Linked DNA regions of Homo sapiens: regions 1, 2, 3 and 5 are each linked to region 4. Evidence: chromatin contacts called from ENCODE Hi-C or POLR2A ChIA-PET data. All regions are on one chromosome and are shown on one strand. Each heading gives the region's core, a stretch centred on a gene start or an enhancer-like site at or near the end of the contact. The rest is flanking DNA. Distances are from core to core; before and after follow the strand shown.

What was found. A loop is a pair of places that touch in the nucleus more often than their neighbours do. ChIA-PET counts read pairs that join two places held with the same protein, here RNA polymerase II (POLR2A). Pooled maps may share reads with other maps.
Region 1: a loop to region 4 is called in a pooled map, with 10 times the contacts of the local background. The contact joins the promoter of SLC2A6 here to the promoter of TSC1 in region 4. A Hi-C loop is called at or near these places in 7 of 50 pooled maps. POLR2A ChIA-PET finds 5 or more read pairs at or near these places in 2 of 52 experiments (B cell and HepG2).
Region 2: a map with no recorded cell type shows a loop between it and region 4 (7-fold over the local background). The contact joins the enhancer-like site here to the promoter of TSC1 in region 4. A Hi-C loop is called at or near these places in 2 of 37 single-sample maps with no recorded cell type and 2 of 50 pooled maps. POLR2A ChIA-PET finds 5 or more read pairs at or near these places in 1 of 52 experiments (PC-9).
Region 3: a loop to region 4 is called in a map of CD8-positive, alpha-beta T cell, with 3 times the contacts of the local background. The contact joins the promoter of CACFD1 here to the promoter of TSC1 in region 4. A Hi-C loop is called at or near these places in 1 of 168 maps with a recorded cell type or tissue (CD8-positive, alpha-beta T cell), 1 of 37 single-sample maps with no recorded cell type and 8 of 50 pooled maps. POLR2A ChIA-PET finds 5 or more read pairs at or near these places in 1 of 52 experiments (activated T-cell).
Region 5: a map of B cell shows a loop between it and region 4 (17-fold over the local background). The contact joins the promoter of MED27 here to the promoter of TSC1 in region 4. A Hi-C loop is called at or near these places in 2 of 168 maps with a recorded cell type or tissue (B cell and CD4-positive, alpha-beta T cell), 1 of 37 single-sample maps with no recorded cell type and 6 of 50 pooled maps.

Annotation. Positions count from the first base shown.
Region 1 is chr9:133,476,449-133,481,396 of GRCh38, forward strand. It overlaps SLC2A6 (solute carrier family 2 member 6), which reads right to left and starts at 2,651. Exons shown (of 10, transcript NM_017585.4): 1 at 2,520-2,651; 2 at 1,806-1,968; 3 at 587-793. The coding sequence starts at 2,611. RefSeq lists enhancers at 2,181-2,240, 2,661-3,162 and a silencer at 2,401-3,050.
Region 2 is chr9:132,380,369-132,385,304 of GRCh38, forward strand. The region is part of intron 9 of TTF1 (transcription termination factor 1); the gene reads right to left. Among named protein-coding and RNA genes, the nearest start is that of TTF1, 24 kb to the right of the region's middle. RefSeq lists enhancers at 1,893-2,052, 3,470-3,519. Within about 2 kb of position 1,808, at least 6 of the 41 ENCODE cell types and tissues checked have a DNase peak (open chromatin) inside an H3K27ac peak, as active enhancers do.
Region 3 is chr9:133,457,865-133,462,361 of GRCh38, forward strand. CACFD1 (calcium channel flower domain containing 1) reads left to right here and starts at 2,114. Exons shown (of 5, transcript NM_017586.5): 1 at 2,114-2,323. The coding sequence starts at 2,203. It overlaps ADAMTS13 (ADAM metallopeptidase with thrombospondin type 1 motif 13), which reads left to right. Exons shown (of 29, transcript NM_139027.6): 28 at 46-230; 29 at 1,110-1,522. The coding sequence ends at 1,316. RefSeq lists an enhancer at 1-59 and silencers at 1,710-1,929, 1,940-2,039, 2,330-2,629.
Region 4 is chr9:132,941,157-132,945,865 of GRCh38, forward strand. It overlaps TSC1 (TSC complex subunit 1), which reads right to left and starts at 3,460. Exons shown (of 23, transcript NM_000368.5): 1 at 3,387-3,460. It overlaps MIR548AW (microRNA 548aw), which reads left to right and starts at 4,551; the gene lies at 4,551-4,615. It also overlaps a transcript of GFI1B not described here. RefSeq lists silencers at 3,068-3,127, 3,188-3,247, 3,778-3,857 and enhancers at 3,332-4,065, 3,378-3,677, 4,038-4,177.
Region 5 is chr9:132,077,577-132,082,124 of GRCh38, forward strand. It overlaps MED27 (mediator complex subunit 27), which reads right to left and starts at 2,291. Exons shown (of 8, transcript NM_004269.4): 1 at 2,066-2,291; 2 at 1-10. The coding sequence starts at 2,268. RefSeq lists an enhancer at 2,188-2,467.

The DNA.
Region 1 (4,948 bases), core at 1,401-3,900, 530 kb after region 4:
CTGGTGGGGCTGAGTCCTGGTCATGACTCACTGCAAGACCTTGGGCGGCCTGCCTGATCTCTCTCTGTCCTCAGTTTCCCTAACTGTGACGTGGGTGGAAGTACGCAGCTCGGAAATGGGCAGCATGACGCTGGGAAGGAGGCCCGAGGGCTCCCAGGCTTCAGGGCTGAGCAGGTGAGTCCATGCCTCCCAGTGAGTTTTGTCTCCTCTGCTGGGCTCACCACCAGGCCCCGTGTGGAGTACCACATAAGATAAGAAGGTCCCGGGGAGGGTGTAGGGCAGGGACTTCCCTCTCCTACCCATTGCTCAATGCGGATTTTCTCCAATTGAGTAATACATCTGACCGGTCAAGAAACGGGGTAGAAGGCTTGGAAAGTCCAGAGTGGGGGCAGCTGGGGACCTGGAGACAATTTCCCCCAAATTAGCTGCCCTGCTGGGGGTGAGCTGAGGCGCCCTGGGCATCCGCAGGGAAGGCAAACAATTCTCATTGCCCAGAAGGCATGGAGGCTGGGAGGCCTTAGTCAGATGGAGGCTCAGCACCAATACAGAGGCATTGGGGCGCCTGGGTGGGAAGGCCTGGCCTTACCGGGATGCAGGCAGCTGTGAGCCCCCCGGCGAAGCCCGTCAGCGTCCTTCCGAGCAGCAGCATCCAGAGGCCGTGCGCACCCGCCATGAGCGCATAGCCGGCCGCCGACGGCACAGCTGAGAACATGATGCTCAGCTTCCGGCCCAGGAGGTCGTTGAGGATCATGGCACTCAGGCCTCCGGCCGCTGCTCCCAGGGTGAACACGGACTGCAGGGGAAGGGGGTGCAGGGCAGATATGTCTGGGCACTTGGCACCCCAATCTCATCAGAGTCCAGGGACAGCTTCTTCCCTAGGCCGACCCCAGGAGCTGGTCAAGCACTTGGCCAAGTCAAGCACTTGAAACAGGGAGCCTCCTGTCTTCAAGGAACAGCCATTTGTTAGGGATGCCCAAACGGGGAATTCTGCTCTAAGGAAGAGGTGCTGCGCCACATATCCACAGTGGTTCTGTCCAGCCTGATGTTTAAATGTCTAATATTTTAATACAGGAGAATTCTGTGACTTGAAGGTACTGGGCTTTAAGATTTGGAGGTTCTTAAGTTCCCTGTACAGCAGCAACTGGGACCCCCTCTGGACTCTGCTAACTGGTAGTGGGACCTGGGCACATTGCCCAGCCTGTCTGCACCTCAGTTTCTTCAGCTGTCTTATGGGGAGAGCGCAAGTTCTACCTCGTGGCGTTGGCCCTGAGAATCAATGAACGTTCAGTGCCCAACACATGCCTGGCACATAGGAAGTGCTCAGTAAACCTTGGGAATTTTTATCTTAACTACTATGTTAACAACTCTACATATGAGGCTATTAAGATTATAATTTTAGACTCTGGGACTCTGGGATCTTCCTCTCCATCAGCCCACAATCTGTCCTGCGGACTCTCCTTGCCCCAGCCAGTGCCTCTCCCCACTGACACCTGATACCCTTGCCCCCATCCAGCCAACTGTGGGTGTGGGGACCCGGGGAAGCCTCAGCCCCACCTAGTATAGACCCTGACAGCCACCTCCCCACCTGCTCCTTCCCTCACCCTCTCCACTGGCTTTCAGTTCCTCATTTCAGAGGAATCCTGTAGCTTTACCCCACCCACTAGTGGCCTGGATGGCTGGGGGAGGGGGGACCAGGGCCCTGGAGGGACCCCCAAGGTGGAGAATTTGGGAGGTTCCTAGCTGGAGATAAGGCTCAGCAGGTCCCTCCTTCCTGCACCCACCCTCCTCCAGAGGATGGTCCTTACCCCAAACCAGGATGCCTGGGATTTGGTCAGATGCAGGTCAGGATCCAAGGAGCGCTCCAGGGCTGGGATGACAGGGGATGTGTAGACCAGGGCATACCCAAAGCTGAAATTGCCGAGCACTGCGGCGAAGGTGGCCAGGAACACCCTTTTGTTCTGCAGGGTCCTGGTGATGGTGGCGGACAAAAAGACCAGGGTCTCTGAGTCCCTCCTCCAGGGACCATTGCCTTTTCTGAACCCAGTGGCTGCCCGGCTCAGCGGGCAGTGCTAGGGAGGCCTGGGTCCAAGGCCATTCACGTTCCCAGGGCCTGAGCCCCAGCTCCCCTGGGAAATTCCCAGGCCATTGTTAGCTCATCCGCAGTGGCTGAGCCTCTGGTGCTGGGGCCTTTTCTCCGGAAGAGGAGGCTCTGGTTCTGCCCCCAGGGCGGCGGCTGGAGGCTTGCTGTGTGACCTCAGGCAGAACCCCTGCTCGCTGGGGCCTCAGTCTCACTGTCTGTGGCAGTGGGGGGCTGGGCCCGGTACTCTCGTGGATCGTTCCTTCCCTTAGGGGGACCAGTTCCTTAAATAGGAGTAGCGTGTCTGGGACAGGAGGGAGCCAGATGGCCCCTCGGTGGCGACTAGGTCAGGGGAGGCCCAGGGCGGGAGCCTGCCGCCGGCTGGAGGGAACCAGGGCCACCCCCAGGCCCCACCCGCAGCCCCCAACCTAGCGACTCTCACCCGACCCGCGCCCTGTCCCCTGGCGACGGGGGCGGCTTCTCGGGGAAGGTGTCGTAGTCCGGGCCCTCGGCTCCCAGCAGCGGCTCCTGCATGGCCGGGTCTCTCTCGGGGCGAGCGGAGGGCGCTCAGACTGGAGCAGCCGCCCGGGGCCAGCAGCTCCGAGGGCACCGGCCAGGCTCCGCCCCTTGGCCGCTATTGGCTGTGGGACGGCCCTGCAGAGACACGCCGGCCAATGGGGCGGCCGCAGGCTGTCCTGATGCTCGGATGCGGACCCGGCTTCCCCGGGCGCGGCCGGCACCGCGTGCGCCCCCGAAGGTCACGCCCCAAGACAGGATGGGGGTCCCAGGGCGGAGCCCCTGCTGGATCGTCCGGGGCCCCCGCGGAGCGCCGGAAGCGGCTCACCCGGCCCGGCTCTTGCAGGCGTGACTGCGGCAATGCGCGCAGCCCCTGTCGTACTCGCTCCCGCGGGGTGGAAACCGAGGCCCAGAGAGGCGAAGCCGAGCGCCAGGGTCACAGCGAATGCGCACCTCGCTCCTCCTTACGCTCTAGCCCTCCCCGTCGCGTGGCGTCTCAGGGCCACCTCTGCCCTGGCTCTCCCTGGCACCAGGGAATCGGGGTGTGTCAGGGCAGCAGCGGATGTGCGGGACGAAGGAGGCAGGAGGGGCCGGCGAGGCGCTGTGGGCAGCTCCAGTGGGCGAGGTCTGTATCCTCCACCCCAGGCTCTGGTGGTAGAAATAACCTGAGCTCGTGACACGTAACCCAGGTAGTAAGATAACATTGAAAAATAAGAAAAGCAGAAATGGAAAATTCCCGGGAAGACCGTCCTCAAAAAATCCCACAGCAGTTCCACCTCTCCCTTTGGGCCTTTTCGGGAAGAGGACGGAATCACGCCCTGCTCTGTTGGATGGACGTGCCACACACGCTTTTAAACGGAGCCTTTGTTGCTGAGTATTTGGGTCATTTCCCATTTTAGCTATTAACATGGTAAAGCATTTTTAAAAGTTAGAATTCCCTTTTATTATGATTGAAATACAACCATAATAGAACAATAAAATCACATCCATCTCCCGTCAGCCTGACCTTGATGGCGTTTTAGCCTCTTCCAGTCTTTTCCTCATGTGCCTATTTTGCATATTTGCTATTGGGGCCCCCATTAAACTGTGCAGCCCCTTTACGTCACCGTTTTCTTGCCATCAAGATCATAGGCTTTGGACTCAGGCACACCCTGGTATGGTGATCAGGCTGCACAGTCCTCGTGGCCATATATATACGTATATACATATATATGTGTATGTATTTTTACATATCTATATGTGTATTTTTTTTTTTTTTTTTGAGACGGAGTCTCGCTCTGTTGGCCAGGCTGGAGTGCAGTGGCACGATCTCAGCTTACTGCAACTTCCACCTCCCGAGTTCAAGCGATTCTCCTGCCTCAGCCTCCCAAGTAGCTGGGATTACAGGCATGTGCCACCACGCCCGGCTAATTTTTGTATTTTTAGTGGAGACGGGGTTTCACCATGTTGGCCAGCTTGGTCTTGAACTCCTGACCTTGTGATCCTTCCGCTTCAGCCTCACAAAGTGCTGGGATTACAGGCGTGAGTCACCGCACCCGGCCTTCTCTTTTTTTAAAATGTATTTTTTTTCTTTTAAAATCAACTTTAGGCCAGGTGCAGTGGTGTGTGCCTGTAATCCCAGCATTTAGGAGGCCAAGGTAGGAGAATTGCTTGATGCCAGGAGTCTGACACCAGCCTGGGCAACAAAGTGACCCTGTCTCTACAAAAAGCTAAAAAAGTTGTCCAGGTGTGATGGCAAGTGCCTGTGGCCCCAGCTACTCGGAAGGCAGAGGTGGGAAGATTGCTTGAGCCCAGGAGTTTGAGGCTGCGGTGAGCTGTGATCACACCACAGCACTCCAGCCTGGGTGACAGAGGGAGAGCCTTCTTGAAAAAATAAAATACAAGAAAAATCAACTTTGTTAAGCTATAATTTATATACAGTAAAATGAATCCATTTTAAATATAGGTTGATGAGTTTTGACAATTGTATAACCCCAAACACCCCCAATCAAGATATAAAACATTTCCACCTTTTCTTTCTTTCTTTTATCTTTTTTTGAGACAGAGTCTCTCTCTGTTGCCCAGGCTGGAGTGCAGTAGTGCGATCTCGGCTCACTGCAACCTCCGACCACTGGGTTCAAGCGATTCTCCTGCCTCAGCCTCCCGAGTAGCTGGGATTACAGGCGCCCGCCACCACACCTGGGTAGTTTTTGCATTTTTGGTAGAGATGGGGTTTCACCATGTTGGCCAGGCTGGTCTCAAACTCCCAACATCAGGTGATCCTCCCGCCTTGGCCTCCCAAAGTGCTGGGATTACAGGCGTGAGTCATCACGCCCAGCCCATTTCCACCCTTCTAGAAGGTTTCTTTGTGCCTTT
Region 2 (4,936 bases), core at 558-3,057, 560 kb before region 4:
GCACCTGGCCCATTATCTCCTTTAGCCTTCCTGACAGCCTATTAAACCATAATGCAGATGAGGAAACAAAGGCTCAGACAAATAGGGAACAACTGCCCACAGACTTTAAGTGGAGTCCCTGGACTCTATGCCAAATCTGTCTCACTCTGAAACCCCAGCTCTACGGCAGCCTGTGCCTTTTCCCTTCCCATAATGCTGTGCGCCCAACATGCTGCAGACCCAAGCCCATGCTTCAGGAAGCAACAAGAACTGATCTGGACGTTTTAAAACCAAGCAAGTGTTACACCTCATTAGGTGGAGATGCTATCCTTAAATCCTGCCTATATAATTCACAAAGTCTTTAAGAATCTGAGGAGACTGAACCTTCAATATAATTTTTACCATTTTGTTATTAAAACTTTGAGAGTACGTAGTATTTCAAATAGTATTTGACTAGATGCCATAATCTCTATCTTAGAGTTTTGAGATTCGTAAATCTGAAATAGGTAATCAGTTCATCAGTTACCCCCTACCTGGATTTTGTGGGGCCCTTTTATTTATTTTTATTTAATTTATTTTCTTGAGACAGGGTCTCACTCTGTCACCCAGGCTGGAATGCAGTGGCGTGATCTCGGGTCACTGCAACTTCTGGCTCCCAGGCTCAAGCGATCCTCCCACTTCAGCCTCCAGAGTAGCTGGGACAACAGGCATGTGTCACCACGTGCAGCTTAATAATCAGTTTTTAAACATGTAATTTTATTTAAAACCATAAAAACCCATTTTAGTTTTAAAAATCATGTGATCTGAAGAAATGTCACAAAGCATACACAAATTTAATGGAAAAGCTGAATTTTTTTTTTTTTTGAGATGGAGTCTGGCTCTGTGGCCCAGGCTGGAGTGCAGTGACGCAATCTCGGCTCACTGCAACCTCCTCCTCCTGGGTTCAAGCAATTCTGCCTCAGCCTCCCCAGTAGCTGGGATTACAGGTACCTGCTACCACGCCCAGCTAATTTTTGTATTTTAGTAGAGATGGGGTTTCACCATGTTGGGCAGGTTGGTCTCAAACTCCTGACCTCAAGCAATCCACCCGCCTTGGCCTCCCAAAGTGCTGGGATTACAGGCGTGAATCACCACGCCCGGCCGAAAAGTTGAATTTTTAAAAAGTGGTTTGACATTATAAAGGGCTTTGTCAATGTAAGTCGTTCTCAAGATGGGAGCTGGTGGGGTGCACATCAGCGTCACCTCCTTCAAAGCACCTGGCACCCTCCCTGCTTGGGGCCTATGATGCTGAAGAGTGGGCACCCTGCCCCTCAGATGAGCTAGAAAAGAAAAGACTTTGGGACCACGGCATGTATCTGTGAGTCCTGGCAGGGCCTGGACTAAGAATTTCCAATTCTCCACATTCAAGAAGGAAGAGACGGATTGTCCTTTCTTGTTTGGTTATAATCCCAAACCATAAATAACTAACCACCAGAACCAGTTTAAACCCTCCCTAATGGTTCCGCAGAATATTGACTAGAAACAAAACAAAATCTTTCCTAATGGACCAATGGCGACCTCACACCAGTAGCCACACTTCTGGAAGTCAGCCAGGCTGCAGCAGCCTCACCCCACTGTCTACCTTCCAAAACCAAAGGCCAAACAATCCCTCAACATCCCTGCATCTGAAAGTCACTGATCCCCGAGCCCCATGATGCTCGGCAACACGTAGAGGGCCTGTGCTCTGCAGCCCAGCTCTCCCTTGCGTAGCAAGCAGTAAGTTGAGATATCGAGAGTGGTGGGCCCTCCAATCGCAGGAACTGATTAAAATGCAAGAGCTATGTGCAGTGAAGGCTCACAGTGAAGGGAAAGAGAGACAGCTTATAAACACAAGAGCCATGTTCAATCTCACTTCTCACATGAGAAATGCAAATGAAAACCACAAGGAAACTGACAGAAGCTTAAAGAGGAACAGGATCTTTATATAGTCTTAAAATGTCTTCCCACAGCCATTTCTTACCACCAAAGGAAGAACCAGTATTTTTATACAGTGGGGAAAAGAGGCAGATGCTGCCTTAGCTAAATAATAAAAAAAAGTCAAAACGAGAATTATGTACCTTGTGACGTAATGCAGTGATAGCAAACATCAGGAATATGCTGTACTCCTGCCCGAAGGACACAGCCTGAATCTCCTCAAGAGGAAATACCAGACAAGTGCCAACTGCGGACATTCTACAAAACACCTAGCCTGTATTCCTCCAAAATTTCACTACCATCAACAGCAAAGATGGACGATCTTCATAGATTAAAAGACAGTAAGGAAGGCCGGGCATGGTGGCTCACGTCTGTAATCCCAGCACTTTGAGAGGGATTAAGGCCAGGAGTTCAAGCATAGCCTGGGCAACATGGCAAAACCCCATCTCTACTAAAAATACAAAAAAAAAAAAAAAAAAAAAAAGTCAGGTGTGGTGGCTCACGCCTGTAATCTCAGCAATTTGGGAGGCTGAGGTGGGTGGATCACTTGAGGTAAGGAGTTTGAGACCAGCCTGGCCAACATGGTGAAACCTTGTCTCTATTAAAAATACAAAAATTAGCCAGGTATGGTGGCAGGTACCTGTAATCCCAGCTATTCAGAGGCTGAGACAGGAGAACTGCTTGAACCCGGAAGGTGGAGGTTGCAGGGAACCGAGATCACGCTGTTGCACTCCAGCCTGGGCAACAAGAGTGAAAATCCGTCTCAAAAAAAAAAAAATTAACTAATTAAAAAAAAAACTAGCCAGGCAGGGTGGTGCATGCCTCTAATTCCAGCTATTTAGGTGGCTGAGGCACAAGAATTGCTTGAACCTGGGAGGCAGAGGGTGCAGTGAGCTGAGATCACACCATTGTAACTCCAGCCTGGGCAACAGAGTAAGACTCTTGTCTTCAAAAAAAAAAAAAAAAAGGACACTAAGGAAATGGAACAATTATTAAAGGGGGAAAATGCTATCAAGGACATTACTGGGACAACTGGTGAAATCTGAATGTGGACTATGTTTTAGAGGGTGTACTATATCAATGTGAAACTTCCTGATTCTCGATTGTACTATGGTTATGTAAAATAACATCCTTGCTTGGGAAGTGGTATCTGCCACTAACTCTTGAATGGTTATGGGAAAAACCGTATTCCCTTGGAGGAGGGAGAGAGGGATGATAAAGTGAACGTAGCAGAATGTTCAGAAGAGGCGACTATGGGTAAAGGGGATGCGGGGTTCTTTCTGTTACTCTTGCAACTTGTTTAGCTTTTTGAAGCCTTTAAGAGACTTTGCATACATTTCATTTGCCTTTCTTGGGTGTCTTCGGTGGCAGGTGGGCTGGAGGGAGGGCTGGTCTGATTTATTTGGTCCAGAGCACAGAGACTGGAAGTCTCGAATAAACACACACATTGCAGCTTTCCTGTTCTGTGGCGCTGGCACACCACCCTGCAACCACGCAGTGTTTCCTCACCCAAGACTGTATCTTGGCGCTTTCTTTGCCCCACCACCGAGGGGCTTTCTCATGATTTTTTGTAGCTATAAAGAATGTCACTATATGGGTAAAATACATATATAGCCAGTCCCCTATTAACAGGCCTTTTGCAGTCAGTTACTCTGTATACAAGTCATTTCATGTATGTGTGAAGTTGTTTTGTAGAATGTATTTCTAGAAATGGAATTACTAGAATTATTTGAATTTTGAATGGTACTAAGGCTGCAAAGTATGTAAAATTTACCAAAACAGATAACAGTAATTGGAGGGAGTGAATGTAGATGTTTAATAAGGACGGCTGGATTTTGACAGTTGCTGAACTGGGGTGATGGGTACATGAAGCTTCATTTATTTTGTATCTGTCTAAAATTTTCCTAATAAAGTTTCTGAAAAAAATAATTGGGCATTGCTAATAAAGCAGTACTTAGAAGAAAACATATGGCCTTAAATGTATATTACAAAGAAAGAAAAATGGAAAATGAGCTAAGAACCCATCTCAAGAAGTTGAAGAACAGCAGCAAAATAAACTCAAAGAGAGCTGAAGGGAGGGCGTGATAAAGAGCTGACATTAGAATAATCACAAGATAGGGTCAACGCAATCAAAGCTGGTGCTTTGAAAAGACAATCTCTGGTAACTCCTATTCAAGCAGTAACAAAAGAGAGTAGGTATAAATAGCCAACATTAGCCATCAGAACATCACTCAGATCCTGCAGACATTTTGCATAAACCATCTACGGAAAATAGATACTGGTTTCCTGTAGGGCTACGCGTGGCTGGTGAGTGGTAAGGGGACACTTTTCACTGTGTTTCCTTTCAGGTTTCTTTCTTTCTTTCTTTTCTTTTGAGATGGAGTCTTGCTCTGTTGCCCAGGCTGGAGTGCAATGGCATGATCTCGGCTTACTGCAACCTCCGCCTCCTGGGTTCAAGCGATTCTCCTGCCTCAGCCTCCTGAGTAGCTGGGACTACAGGCACCTGCCATCATGCCTGGCTAATTTTTGTATTTTTGTAGAGACGGAGTTGAACCATGTTGGCCAGGCTGGTCTTGAACTCCTGACCTCAGGTGATCTGCCCACCTTGGCCTCCCAAAGTGCTGGGATTACAGGCAAGAGCCACCGTGCCCAGCCTACGTTTCTTTAATTCTGGACTACGTAATCTATTACCTATTCCAGAAAAACAGCAAAATCAAACTGAACAGTCAAGTCCTTTTTCCTTATGGGTGGGGCATGATATTCAGTTCTGTATTTGAATTGTTACACACAACTAAAACGTTCTAACTGGGAACCGACCAAGTCATTTAACCAGCGCTAAAGCACGGGGTCTCGGCAGGGTAACACATCTGAGTCACCTGGAGCTCTGAACAATCCTGACAGCCAGACCCCACACCAGACCAATCCCATTCATGCGAAGCCAGACCCCACACCAGACCAATCCCATTCACGTGGCACTGGTATTTTTTAAAAGTTCCCCAGATGA
Region 3 (4,497 bases), core at 864-3,363, 520 kb after region 4:
CCACCGGTCTGTCTGGGTTCCTATGTCCCTATGTCCCACCTGCAGAATGTGACATGCAGCTCTTTGGGCCCTGGGGTGAAATCGTGAGCCCCTCGCTGAGTCCAGCCACGAGTAATGCAGGGGGCTGCCGGCTCTTCATTAATGTGGCTCCGCACGCACGGATTGCCATCCATGCCCTGGCCACCAACATGGGCGCTGGGACCGAGGGAGCCAATGCCAGCTACATCTTGGTGAGGCCCAGCATGGGGACTTGTGCTGTGATTCTGGACAGCTTTCCCTAGGGCGTGCAGGGCTAGGGGACCCCCTTCAGTTTATTTCAGACTAAAACCCTCAAAATCATTAGTGAAAGAATGGGAGAAGATAGCTTCCTCCACATATTCACCAAGAAATGTTTTTTGAGCTACCTACAAGAGTGAAATAGTGGCTCACAACTGTAATCCCAGCACTTTGGGAGGCCCAGGAGGGCAGATCACTCAAGGTCAGGAGTTCGAGACCAGCCTGGCCAACATGATGAAACCTTGTCTCTACTAAAAATAGAAAAAGTAGCCAGGCATGGTGGCGTGTGCCTGTAATCCCAGCTACTTGGGAGGCTGAGGCACAAGAATCACTTGAACCCGGGAGGTGGAGGTTGCACTAAGCCCAGATCGCACCACTGCACTCCAGCCTGGGCAACAGAGTGAGACTCTGTCTCAAAAAAAAAAAAAAAAAAAAAGCGAAATGGTAAAGAATGGTAAAGACCTTTCTGATGTAGACTGACAGCTAACCCAAGACTGAAGCATAATTTTACAGTCTGATATAACTTGGACAGAATAGCACCCTGCACCCTCCCCGAGGTTTCAAGTGTCCTGGGAGAACTGTGTTCTGCAGGGTATCAGCTTCCCCAGAGGAGGCAGCCTGGCCCCGCTCTGGCACCCTGACTGTGTGTCCTTGGGGAAGTGATGTAACGTCCCTGGACCTCGGTTTTCTGGGTAGAGTAATGGCGTATTCCTAGTAGGGCTTTGTAAGCATTAAATGTGATCCGGAATCTGTGAGCCCTTGCACACGAAGGCTTCCGTGAGTGCTAATTATTACTTGTGGCCGGTCCTTCTGGGCTGCCCCTTTTCTCTCAGATCCGGGACACCCACAGCTTGAGGACCACAGCGTTCCATGGGCAGCAGGTGCTCTACTGGGAGTCAGAGAGCAGCCAGGCTGAGATGGAGTTCAGCGAGGGCTTCCTGAAGGCTCAGGCCAGCCTGCGGGGCCAGTACTGGACCCTCCAATCATGGGTACCGGAGATGCAGGACCCTCAGTCCTGGAAGGGAAAGGAAGGAACCTGAGGGTCATTGAACATTTGTTCCGTGTCTGGCCAGCCCTGGAGGGTTGACCCCTGGTCTCAGTGCTTTCCAATTCGAACTTTTTCCAATCTTAGGTATCTACTTTAGAGTCTTCTCCAATGTCCAAAAGGCTAGGGGGTTGGAGGTGGGGACTCTGGAAAAGCAGCCCCCATTTCCTCGGGTACCAATAAATAAAACATGCAGGCTGACCGGCGTTTTTTTCTTATAAGCTGTCCAGACCTGGCTTGAAAACCCATCCCATGGCAAGGCAGGGATTCGCTGGCCGCGGTTGGCTCTATCTTGATCTGAGCAAGCCGCTGGACGTCCCTAGTTATCTTCTTCCTATCCAGGAAGAAAATCCAATCAGGATTCCACTCCGAGGATGGCGCATTAGCCAGCTCCCTGCGAAGCCCCACCCGTGTGTCCTGGTGTGAGGCTCTGACCGCTAAGGTGTCTGCGCGCCTCCAGGCCCCGCCCCCTATGCTAATAAGCGCCCGCCTCCTTTGGGAGCAAGTCGCCGCAAACTGCGAGCCCCCGCCCCCTACGCTAATGACGCCCGCCCCCCTCGGGCACACCTCTCCGATGCCTGCGAGCCCCGCCCCGTATGCTAACGAGCTCCCCACCCCCAGCTCCTCGCCGCAGCCTGCGGGTCCCGCCCCCTACAATAATGAGCACCTACCTCCCCTCAAACGCCCCTAGTCGCGGCATGAGGGTCCCGCTCACTATGTTAATGAGCACCCGCCTCCCTTCGGGCGCGCCTCGCCGCAGCCTGAAAGCCCCGCCCCCTATGCTAATATGCTCCCTCTCCCACAAGGCAGCGCGCCGGCTCGGACGCGGCCGGCTACCGAGCCCTTTGTGAGGGCTGTGAGCTGCGCCTGACGGTGGCACCATGAGCAGCTCAGGTGGGGCGCCCGGGGCGTCCGCCAGCTCTGCGCCGCCCGCGCAGGAAGAGGGCATGACGTGGTGGTACCGCTGGCTGTGTCGCCTGTCTGGGGTGCTGGGGGCAGTCTGTGAGTATCCAGTCGGGGAGAGGGGCCGGCCCCGCCGCGCATGCGCTCCTCGCCCTGCCCTGCCCCGCCCCGCCCCGGCGGCCCCAGGGGAAAGGACCCGCTGGGGGTCGGGGGTCTGCCGGGCGCCTCCCGGGGCGGAGGAATGGCGGGGCCGCCGGGAGCCGGCGTCCTGGGGTTGCCATGGTTACCCGCTCGGGCCTGGGCGCCTTGGTACCCCGGGCTGGGCTGGGCTGGCGCTTCTGGGAACATTCCCGGAGGGACCAGAAACCCCAGGGCGGGGGGGCGGCGGGGGCGGGGGTGGGGCACCGGCCTGGGGCACGTGACTGAGCCCTCCCCCCGCTCCCCAGGGGCTTTTGTGAGACTTTCTCGGTGATGCTCACGGGGCGCATGCCCACCTGGCCCGTACTAAAGCGTCAACTGTTGACTTGGGCGTAGGTGACGGCAGCCACATTGCTAACCTTTGGGCAAGGATTGTTTGTAAGGGAGGCGGGTGCACGGCTGGCTAGATTTCTGGCAGGAAGCCACTGGGCGGAAGTTTGCTGAGGGTCAGGTGGTGTCAGGGCACAGGTGGCCCCTGGGGCCGCGGGGCAGTGAGCTGAGGGCCCGGCCTCTCCCTGGGTCCTCTGTCCGCTCTCATATCTCCCCCGTTGCTGCTGCCTTAGCCGCCTGTCACCGGCCTTCCTCCCCTTCTCCGCACGCATCCCAGTCACAGACCCTGACCTTAGGCTGCCAGGGAAGCTAGGCTCTTAAGCACAGCCAGAAAAGGACAAAGAGGGAGGCAGGTCAGCTCCAGGAGTGAATGGAAGCCGTACAGCTGGCCTTCCAGGGAAAGACAAGTCTGTCTGAGTGATACCCTTTCCTTTCCTGTCTGCCCTCAATCTTGTGGATTACTGGAGTGGGCAAGGTCTTAGAGAATGTCTGTCGAGGATGTCTGCAGGTTTTAAACAGTGCCTGCCTGGCAGAGAGGGCTAGCTCTGGGCCTGGGCAGGGCAGGCCCCATCAGCAATCCTGCCAGAAGGACCACCTTTTCAGGGTCACCTTGGGTTCCACAGCCTTTCCAGGTGGGTAGAGGGTGGAGGGAGGTTGAGGCAGGAGGGTGCTGGGCTAGGAGTGTGCTGCCCTCGCTAGGCATGCCCTTATCCAGAGGCAACGGATACGGTAGGGCAGGCCCTACCCCCAAATCACAAAAAGGCCCCGAGTTTGTGTCACTGCTCTTCAGGGCAAGTACGCTTTTGACTTTGTAGGAGAGACTGGTGGGTTTGAAGTTAGGCATTGGATCCAGTCCTGTCATGTCTGGTTAGCTGTTTTCCCTGCAGATTAGGGTGGGCAGTGCAGTGGGGTGACATGGTCAGTGGTGAGAAAGGAAAGGTCCTGACTATGGCCTGTAGGCCACACCTCCTTCCTTCTTGGTCAGTGGCCCTGCCGACTCCCAGATTTGCTGTGGAGTCTTACTCAGTTCTGTGCCTCTCAAAGTGAGGTACCTCTGCCTTTCCTGGGAGTTCCTGGGGCTCTGTTGGGTCTACAGATGAAGCTTCAGGAGAAACTTGTGGCATTGCCCTGAGTTGTCAGTTGCATCTGCAGATTTTTGGGGGCATGGTTATGTGAACATCAAAATGCTGTATTACAGGGTAGAATGCAAAAATGCAGGGTGTTTTAGAGATGCGGCAGGAGTTCAGACAAGGGTTGTGTGCCGGGCTGGTCCTTGGGTAAGGTTTTCCTCCTCCAGGGTGAGGGGATCAGAGAGAGTACCTGGAGAGGGTCTACCCTGGGTCCTAAGAGCATCTGGAGGTGATACCTTGGGAGGGGACAGGATTGCATGGTGACAGCCCCCTCACGTGGAAGATATCAGCATTGAGGCCCCCAAGTGGACATCCTCCAGCCCTTTATTGCTAAAGGATTCCTGGCTGGAGCCTGCTGGTCTGGCTTGACACCTGGTCCTCCCCCAAGGCTGGCTGTGGGTTGGACAGCTGGGGTAGGGTTGGAGCTGGAGGCCAAATGCTGACTGCAGCAGGAAGCACAGCCGAGCTGTCAGGTGAGGCCAGGCACAGCAGAGAGGCAGGGAGCCGTGTCACCCTTTGGGCACTCTGCTAGGACAGGCAGGCCCCTGTGTACCTGTGGTTCTGGAACACCTTGCTGTCTGAAGGCAGATGTCTAAGGCTGTGCTGAGGAGCAGT
Region 4 (4,709 bases), core at 2,210-4,709:
GATGTAAATCTGAATTCATTCAACCGTAAAAAGTATTGTTATCTTTTGCTGATTCCATGTTCATAATAAAAGTTAGCACTGAACGAGAGAAAGGACAAGAAGAAACTGACAAGGTCCTGAGACAGTGTATTTTATACACAGTATATAAAATTTGCATTTTTATTCTCTCCCATGAAAACAGACATAAAGTTACTAATTTCTAGCAACTACAGTCTTAAAAAGTAAACCAGAGAAAGAATAATCTCAAACTGCTGACAGTTTACCTCTTTCAGATGAATTTAAATGGAGAATGAGTATTTCATGCTACCCAAATTATATTAGTTACCAATTCATGATCTGAGATTAAAAAAAACAAACTCAGTGTTTGAGTGTATACTACATATACACATTTCAAGCAAACAGCCACAGATTTTAACGCTATTAAGTACACTTTTCTTTCACGCCTTCAGCTACTTAAATGACAAAACCAATGCAAAGACTAACCTTTCAGAGATTTATAATATGGGAAACTTATAGGGAATTACCTTTTCAAAGAGTATTATGATGTAAAGGAAAGGATAAATGATAAACAGATCTTCACCCAACAGGGTAGGCTCAAAGTCACCAATTTGCTTGGTTTTTATAAAACCATTAACAGGTTGACTCAATCGATTTAGTCAGAATATTTAAATGACACCCCAAAGGACTTTAAATCACAGAAATGTAGGCCTAGAAATACTCATTAATTTACATTCCAACTTTTACTTCACAGATGAAGACACAGGCTCACAGAACTTAAGTGACCCACTGAAGGTCAAAAGCTATCTGACTCTCTAGAAAAGCCTGAAATGGTTGAGATATTGCTATATTTGGCTCATCGGCATTCAAGAATATCCAATTAATTCCAGGAAAAGCTAATTTTAGTTCACTATGGCCCTGGAACCCAGAAATAAACATACCTGTAGCCAAACAAACTTCAAATGAAGACAGAGCTATAAGAACAAGTCAGCTCTAATTCAGAGCCCAAAATTCACCCACCACTACACAAATAAAAGGCTACAAGCTATTTTAAGAAATACCTCTGTGATAAATAATAAATGAAAATAGCCAGAATGATACTTGAAGCCAGTGGTCCTCAACCTCCGGTGCACATAAGAATCAGTCTTCTTCCAAAATATATATACAAGGTGTCCGAATATGTAGGTCTACCTAGTATAGTGCCAAATATCTGTACATCAAGGTTCTCATGAGCACTAGGGTTTCAGATCTCGTTTCCACCAAGTTCATTATTCTGCAAACATTACATATAGAGGTATATATTAGATTTGCCCTAGTAAGACTGTTAAGTTTCATCTCACGAATGAAACCAGGCATGCACAGAAGGCATCATATTACACCACAACAGTAGCAGTATCAGTTTTTACTCTTAACCCAGTGAGGAAGAGGACAACTGAGTCACAGGACCTGAAGCACTCTAATTTTATGGAAACAAGAAGGCTGGTAGCCACCTGCTTTCTAACCAGGAATTTAGGAACGTACCAAGTGTTTATGACACCAGGAAATGCATGCAGCAGAGAAAGTTTACATCATCTGCCCTTCTAGGCACGTGATATAAGAGTGTTTTGGATAAGATATTAACTTTAGTAAGAGGATATTTTCCGTTTACATCTTCTATAAATACCCCTTAAGTTTACACCAGGTGGTTAGAGGAAGATTCTGCAGCTCCCTAGGGCAATAGCAAAGAATGTTTCACTGTTTCTGAGGAGCCTCATTTGCCTGATGCATGACTGTTAAAGGTGCATTTCCCTACACAACCCTAAATCAGTTTTCACATTTGCATATTCCAGATTTACTCAGGAATGTTCAATTTAAGAATCACAGGTGGTTGCTCGGTAAATCAAAGGCTCCCCAAAGATTAGGTTTTATAATGCTTCCTGAAATTTACAGCTCCACTTTGCCGGCCTGTTTGAATTCAGATGACTCCAAGTTGATCCCAAAATTATAAATCAAAGTATCTCAGAAGAGTATTATTCTATTTTAGCACTTTTATAGCTTACTCTATGCAACGTGAAGTGTTATTTGTATGCTTTCTATTTAAAAAAAAAAAAAAGCCAGCAAGGATTTTAGCAGGACTTCTTTCTTCAGTAAACTCATCAGTTTTATTAAACTATCAAATACTTTTTAGCCTAATTTAGACTAACAAGTTCACATGCACAACACTGCCATCCCAAACAAAAGCTAAGGCGGATAAGCCAAGTGCATCCCCCCACTTCAACATTAAACAGACACACGTGCATAAACCTTGGCTAAATGATAAATTTTAATCACTTACAGGCCAGCTTTGATCAAATAACAGATAAATTTAAGAGTCATATCTTTGGAGTCAGTCAGATCCCAGCAGTTCCAGTCCTGGCTCAGATACAATTGGGGTGTGAACTTAGGCAAAGTACCCTGCTCTCTCCGGGCCTCAGTTTCTTCATTTGAGAAGATTGGAGGTGTTAACAGTGGCTGCCTCTTCTCTTTGTCGTGAGGACCAAAGGAGATAATGACTGCCAAGCACTTTCACAGTGCCTGGCACACAGAGAGCACTCCATTAACGTTAGCTGTTGTTCTTAGGAGGACCGCGTCCCCTCCCAAGTCCTCACCACACATCCAAAACACACAAAGCAAAACTCTTTAACAGGAAACACAAAGAAAGAGCTTTAATTCTACAAGGTCCCTCCGATTGCAGGCTCTTCATCCTCCAGTTCCTCAAATGAATGAATGAACGCCTAGGAGGGGCTCTGCAAATAGCTGTCTCTTAGGAATCCCCTTTGCCCACTTTAAGGTAACTGTCTTTCACCACCAATTAAACACCCACAAGTACACCCAGAGCGAGTCATGCAAATTTCAGCGGAGACACCGAATCCAGGCGAGTCCTTGATCCCCACAGGCGACCTCCATTCATTCTCCACGCCCCTATACCCCGACCCCTCTCTTTAAGTTCTGGGACCAGCCCCACCCTCGCGACCCTTCCCCTCCCGCCAAGCGTCTCTACCCTGCCCTCCGCACCTAGCGTGAACCTGTCACCCCACCAAGTGAGGGACTGACGAAGGGGCCCACCTCGCCCCTGCCCGAGGGACCGAGGCCCAGGGTGCAGCCGTCCCCTCGGGGGCCAAGGAGGGGCGAAGTGCTCCGTCCGGCTCGCCTCTCCTCCCCAGGGACCCGCCAGTCCCGGCCGGGCCAGCCGGAGATAGCGTGTAATAAGAGGGAGGGGAGAGCTCTCCGAACCCCCCTTCCCCGGGATCCCTACCAAGCAAGTGAGTCTCTTGCTCCAGCCCCTCCGAGCCTCCCCGGCTGGAGTCATGGTGCCGGGGCTGCCCCAGGAAGCCCCCATAAAAAGGAGGGGGAGACACCCCCATACTCACCCACCGTCTCCTCCCCCTCAGCTGTTTACCTCACAGTCCCTCCAGCCTACAGGGCGCCGCCATCTTGGACGTACAGCACCTCCCCCGTCGTGAAAGGGCCAAGGCCGACGGCGGCCTCCGCCACGAAAAAGAGTCCCCCTCCGGACCTCCCCTCCTTCTCGAAAGGAAGGATAGACGGCCGCGCTCGGCAGCCCCGCCGGAAGGAAGAGGCTCTTCCACTCATAACTGACGATGTGGGTTGGACGAGAAAAAAAGTAAGGAGGGTTTTTATGGAGGGGGGCGGGGCCGGGCGGAAGGATCCGAAAGGAGGCTGCGAAGAGATCTTGTGACTCCGCGAAGGAGGCAAAAAGAAGGGCCGGCGCGGCGGGAGGAGCCACGCGAGAGCCCGAGGGGGCGGGGCGGGCGGTCACGTGACTGGCGGGCGGGGGGACGCGGCGGAGAGGCGTAAACAAGCTGGCGGCGCCTGGGTGTGGTTGGAGCGCCCTGCCCCTGCCCCCCGAGTCGTTTCTGCCCTTCGCTTGCGTGGCGCCCTCCGAGGGTCTCTCTGTGGGCGGCCTCAGAGCAGCGATCCTGTTTCCCAAGGAGCTGCTGGGGCCCGCGTGGGTGAAGGGCCTGCTTGGGAGCTTTGGAGTTGCAGCTCACCTGGGAAGGGGCGGAAAGCTGCGGGCCAGGGCAGCCCTCCTTCCTGGGCTAAACATTTTCAGAAGCCCGCCTCCGGGATTGCGGGGGACCCCCCTGGCTTCTGCCTTCAAGTAGCTCACACTTCACACCTACTCATGACATCTAGGGGAAACCAGCCCTAATAGGAGACAGCTTGAAAATCAGAACGCCTTATTCCGTTTCCTGCTGAAACAAGGCTTTAAGTCCTCCAAGCCTCAGTTTCTTCCTCTGTGAAATGGGCATAATGACATCTGTGACGTGAAGAATCAAGGAGATGAAGTATGGACAGCGTTTAGCCCAGAGTCCTGCGCCTAGTAAATGCTCACTCACTAGATAGGTGGCCTTTATTGCGAGGCTGAGTATGATGGGCTCCATCCAGCACGAACACAAAGCCCTGTGAGAGGAGGCAGAGTGAGATGAAGTCGAACTGTGGGATATGAAAGGCATTTTGAAGGAGTAGGCATCAGGTTGGGTTTTAAAGGAAATGTAGGTTTTGTGAAATACTAGGTCGGTGCAAAAGTCATCACGGTTTTTACCATTAAAACCGCGATGACTTTTGCATCAACCTAATAGAACCAGGCGAGGCGGCTCGGGAGAGAAGGCCATTCCAGGCAGAGGGAACCAAAGGAGCAAGAGCCTAGGGGCAAAAAAGTGTTGGGTGAG
Region 5 (4,548 bases), core at 1,041-3,540, 860 kb before region 4:
TTCCAGCTCACTGAAAAGCAAAGAGACAAGGCAAATAAACCTAAGCCCATTTACACTCCAGGGTAAAGCCAGCCCCCAGGATCAAAGACTGCTCTTCAAACCATCCATCAGAAGTCCCTTAAGAAGAAATACTTTTTGAAAGGTTAAAAAATACTTGGGACACTTAAAAAAAAAAACCCTAAATGAGAGTTTATCTGACTTTAAAACAGAGCTTCTGGTGCCATTCCAAAGGAGGAAAAAAAAGGTAAGGGCAGTAGAATCAATAAGACCCCCATAATCAGAAATTAACAACTCAAATTCATCCCTGCAGTGGGGAGGAGACTTTCTGGAATTTTGAAATGTGGTATAACACTGCCTCTCACTAAGAGTTTTCAGACCCACGTGCAGATCATTACACTTGGCAGAACAGCAAGTACCTGATTAAATGATGATTATTTATCATTCACATAGGGATAGATTTGTACATGATGCTTCACAGATGGTAAAACTTAACAAAACAAAGAAGAGATAAAATAAACAAATGGAATGGGAAGACACCACTGAGGTGGCTGTGTCAAACAAACACACTTCAGTCTAGCAGGAAAACCCTAGAGAAGCTTGGGAAAGCGAGCCAACAAGAGCACATTCCAGGAGTACGTTCTGAGGGGCCAGTCCCAAACTGCCAACAAAAGACTCTCTAGGAACAGCTTCTTATGCCACATTCATTTTGGAATCATCAGCCACCTTCTTCTTGGCACTACTGTACAAAGATTTAAGAAGGCAAAAGGATAATGTCAGCACTCTTAAAGTTTCTATTTAAAATGGTGAAGGGTTATAATATCCTGAACATTACAAAGGGAAGTAACTCGGAGAGAAAATGGAAAGAAAACAGAAGATAGGGAAGAATAGCCAGTGCATCCCCTGAAGCAGAGAAAGTATTAACTGGTGCTCGGCGCGGTGCCAGAGAACAGCAAGCGGATGTGGGCGTTGAGGAGGGCTGTGTGATTTACGGCAACTACTTAGGGGGAAAACAAAAAGGCACCCATCATTTGGCCACCTCCTCCTCCTCCTCCTCCATCCTACCTCCTCTTTCCATCTGGTTACTAAGGAGACCAAGTTGAAAAAACAAAAATCCAACCAGTCCAGAAATCAAAGGATGACTAGCTCACCAAATGCTTTCCCCTACTCAGGTCAGTTCTGAGAAGTAAAAGGCAAAAATCCTGAAATTCTAACCTTCCTGGGAAGGACTGACTCTCTTATAAAACAGAAGGCAAGTTCAGGACCTAAGCAATCAAGAAGTGCCTACTATGTGCCAGGCCCTTTACAAACATCCTCTCATTTAATTCTTACAACACTTAAAAAGTGTAAGTGAAGAAGGTACTTTGTAAGGAAGAGGAGGAAAAGTGGAATCCTTAACCCTAAAAGACTACAAATTAAGAAGCAGGGGCGTTAAGCATAAGTAATTAAACTGGTTAAGAGATTAGAGAGTAGGTCTCTACTGCGGAAGGAACTCCCACAGGAGTGGGAGTGAGGAAACTGATCAGGTGGTTTGGGAGCGGTTAGGGGAAAAGGTGAAGACAGCTCAAGGCCTGGCCGGTCCGTCGTGGTTGCGGGTGGGTGGTGGTGGAACTGATGAAGTCCAAGTTCAGGGCCGGGGAATTGGGGCTAATCAGATCGGGTGCACTTGGGTTTGGAGCCGACTGACCAGGTCCTGTCTGTACTATTACTACATTCGGATCAGACGTGATGGGGCACAGAGGGCCTACAGGTGAGAAACCTGCCAAGCTCAGAGAAGTGGAAGTTCATGGGAAAAGCATGCCTCCTTGTTAGGAATGGAACCGCCACAGAAGAGGTCGAGGATGGCGGAAGACAAACAGGACCAGGAGGCCAGGAGAAGCAAGACGAGAAAGCGGGGATGGTGTTAAGATGTCCCTGAGGGACAGGCAGAGGCTTGGAGAACAAGAAGAGAAAGAACAGGGATCAAGGGAAACGGAGAACAGCCCCTGCCTGGGAAGACTCGAGCGACGTAGGGGCAGGGTCGGAGCGGGGCCGGTCCCCGACCCCGGCCCCTTCAGCCGGTACCTACTTGAGGTCCCGGTTGACCGAATGTAAGTTGTCCTGGAAGTGCGCAATAAAGGCCTTCTCCCGGCCCTCCAGCGTCTCCTTGTTCCGCATCCCATCCTTCAGGCAGTCGAACACCCTGCTCACGCTGGAGCGCAGCGCCTGGATGGCACTAATGGCCTGGGAAAAGGCCTCCAGGTTCACACTGACATTTATCACGTCCGCCATGTTGCCGCCGCCACAGCAGCTCTCCAAAGCCGGCTTCGCAAGCAAAAAAGCCGCGCTCGCTGATGACGTATCTCCGAAGACCTCTGGGAAATGCAGTTCGCGCGGGGCTACCCAGAAAGCACTTTCGAAAAAGGGTTTCCCCTTGAGCTAAACTAATGCATGGGCAGGAAAGTGATTTTTCTCAACTTGGGGAAGTCAGGTTGCACTCCCGGTTTGCTTAATGGTGACAAAGAAATACAGAAAGTTCCCGCATTTCCCCAAACTTGCACTCTGGGGAATCATAGGGAAAAGAATTGCTCAGAGCAATAGTGTAAAAAGGAAAGGAACATAGCCCATTCAATAAAATGAGTCCATATTCATAAATAAAGCGGGGAGAAGGAAAGTTTCTTCTTTCCAATAGAATGCCAGCTCATAAATGCAGAAAGAGTGATGGAATTAGAAAATTGCCATTTGACAGCCATTAGAATAATTGATTCAGATAGAAATCGATGGATGCTAAAACTAGTGGGTGAAAGTGTCAGAAAAATAACAGGCTTTTTAGGTAATCTCAAAGTATCGTCCCCCAAGATGCTTATTAATTAAGAAGAGGAAAATAATGATCCAGAGATTCCACTTCTGGGCATATACCCAAAAGAAGCGAAAGCAGGGACTCAATACCTGTACACATGTTCATAACAGCATTATTCACCAAATAGCCAAAAGGCAGGGGAAACCCAAGTGTCCATAAACTGATGAATAAACAAAGTGTGATACTGGCATACAATGAAAAATTCTTCAGGCTTAAGCAAGAAAATTCTGACATATGCTACCTGGAGGAAACTTGAAGACATTATGCTAAGTGAAATAAGCCAGTCACAAAAAAACAAAATTCTGTGTGACTCCACTTATATGAGGTGTTTAGGGTAGTCAAAATGTTAGAGACAGAAAGTAGAATGGTGGCTGGTTTACAGTGAACACACACCTCTGAAAATAACATACATAGCATAGAGGTTGTGGAAGAAAGAGAAGGTTTGGGATTTAAATAAAACCAACAAAATGTTGGCCAAATCTGGCTTTATGGAAAAATTCAATGTCTCTTTGTCCTGTTGGCTATAGACAGGTTTCTGAAAATTTATTATCTTTTTACTAAAGGGAACCTGCCCAAGTCCTCATGTTCTTTCCTTAGAGGAGCTGGGGTTGCATAGCTTGGAGCAGAGAAGAGGAGAGCAGGAGGCAGATCATGATTGTGACCTTCAACTCACCTTCATGTCAACCCAAGACAAGAGTCCTCCTTGGTTAACTAGTGGCAATAACAATAACCAGTTGTAGGAAGGCTGTAGAGAGGAAGATTTCAGCATAATATTGCAAAGGGCCATATTTAAGTCTGTACTTAAAGAGTACAGACTTGGAAAAGTTTTACAGCTGGATGGTGGTGATGGCCATACAACAATGTGATTGTACTTAATGCCACAGAACTGGACACTTAGAAACAGTGAAAATGGTTGATTTTATATTATGTATATTTTACCAAAAAATTTTAAACAATTCATTAATGTAAACATAAGGGGGGATGGATAGTGACTTAATAGTGACTTCACAGTGGAGAAACATGGCAGACACCAGCTTAACCAAAAGGCCAAGGTCAACATCACCAGTGACGGGACATGTTGTGCACCTCCTGATACAATGCACTGGAAAGAGCACAACATGACCTCCATGATATTCTTGCCAGCAGTGCATAACCTGAATCTAATCAGGACATCAATAGAACTCAAACTGAAAAACGTGACAAAATAACTGACTGACCTATACTTTTTCAAGAAATATCTGTGTCAGGCCATACACTGTGGCTCACACCTGTAATCCCAGCACTTTGGGAGGCCAAGGTGGGTGAATCATTTGAAGTCAGGAGTTCGAGACCAGCCTGGCCAACGTGGTGAAACCCCATCTCTACTAAAAAGACAAAAAATTAACTGGGCGTGGTGGTGGGCACCTGTAATCCCAGCTACTTGGGAGGCTGAGGCAGGAAAATTGCTTGAACCTGGGAGGTGGAGGTTGCAGTGAGCCAAGAGTGCATCATTGCACTCCAGCCTGGGCAACAAGAGCAAGACTCAGTCTCAAAAAAAAAAAAAAAAATTACATATATATATATATATATGTCTGTGTCACGAAAGACATGAAGGTTGAGAAATTCTTCCAGATTAAAGGAAACCAAAGAGCTGTGACAACTGAGGGCAATGTGTGAGCTAGGATCTTCTTTTGCTGATACAACTGGGACAATTGGTGAAATCCGAGTAAGAT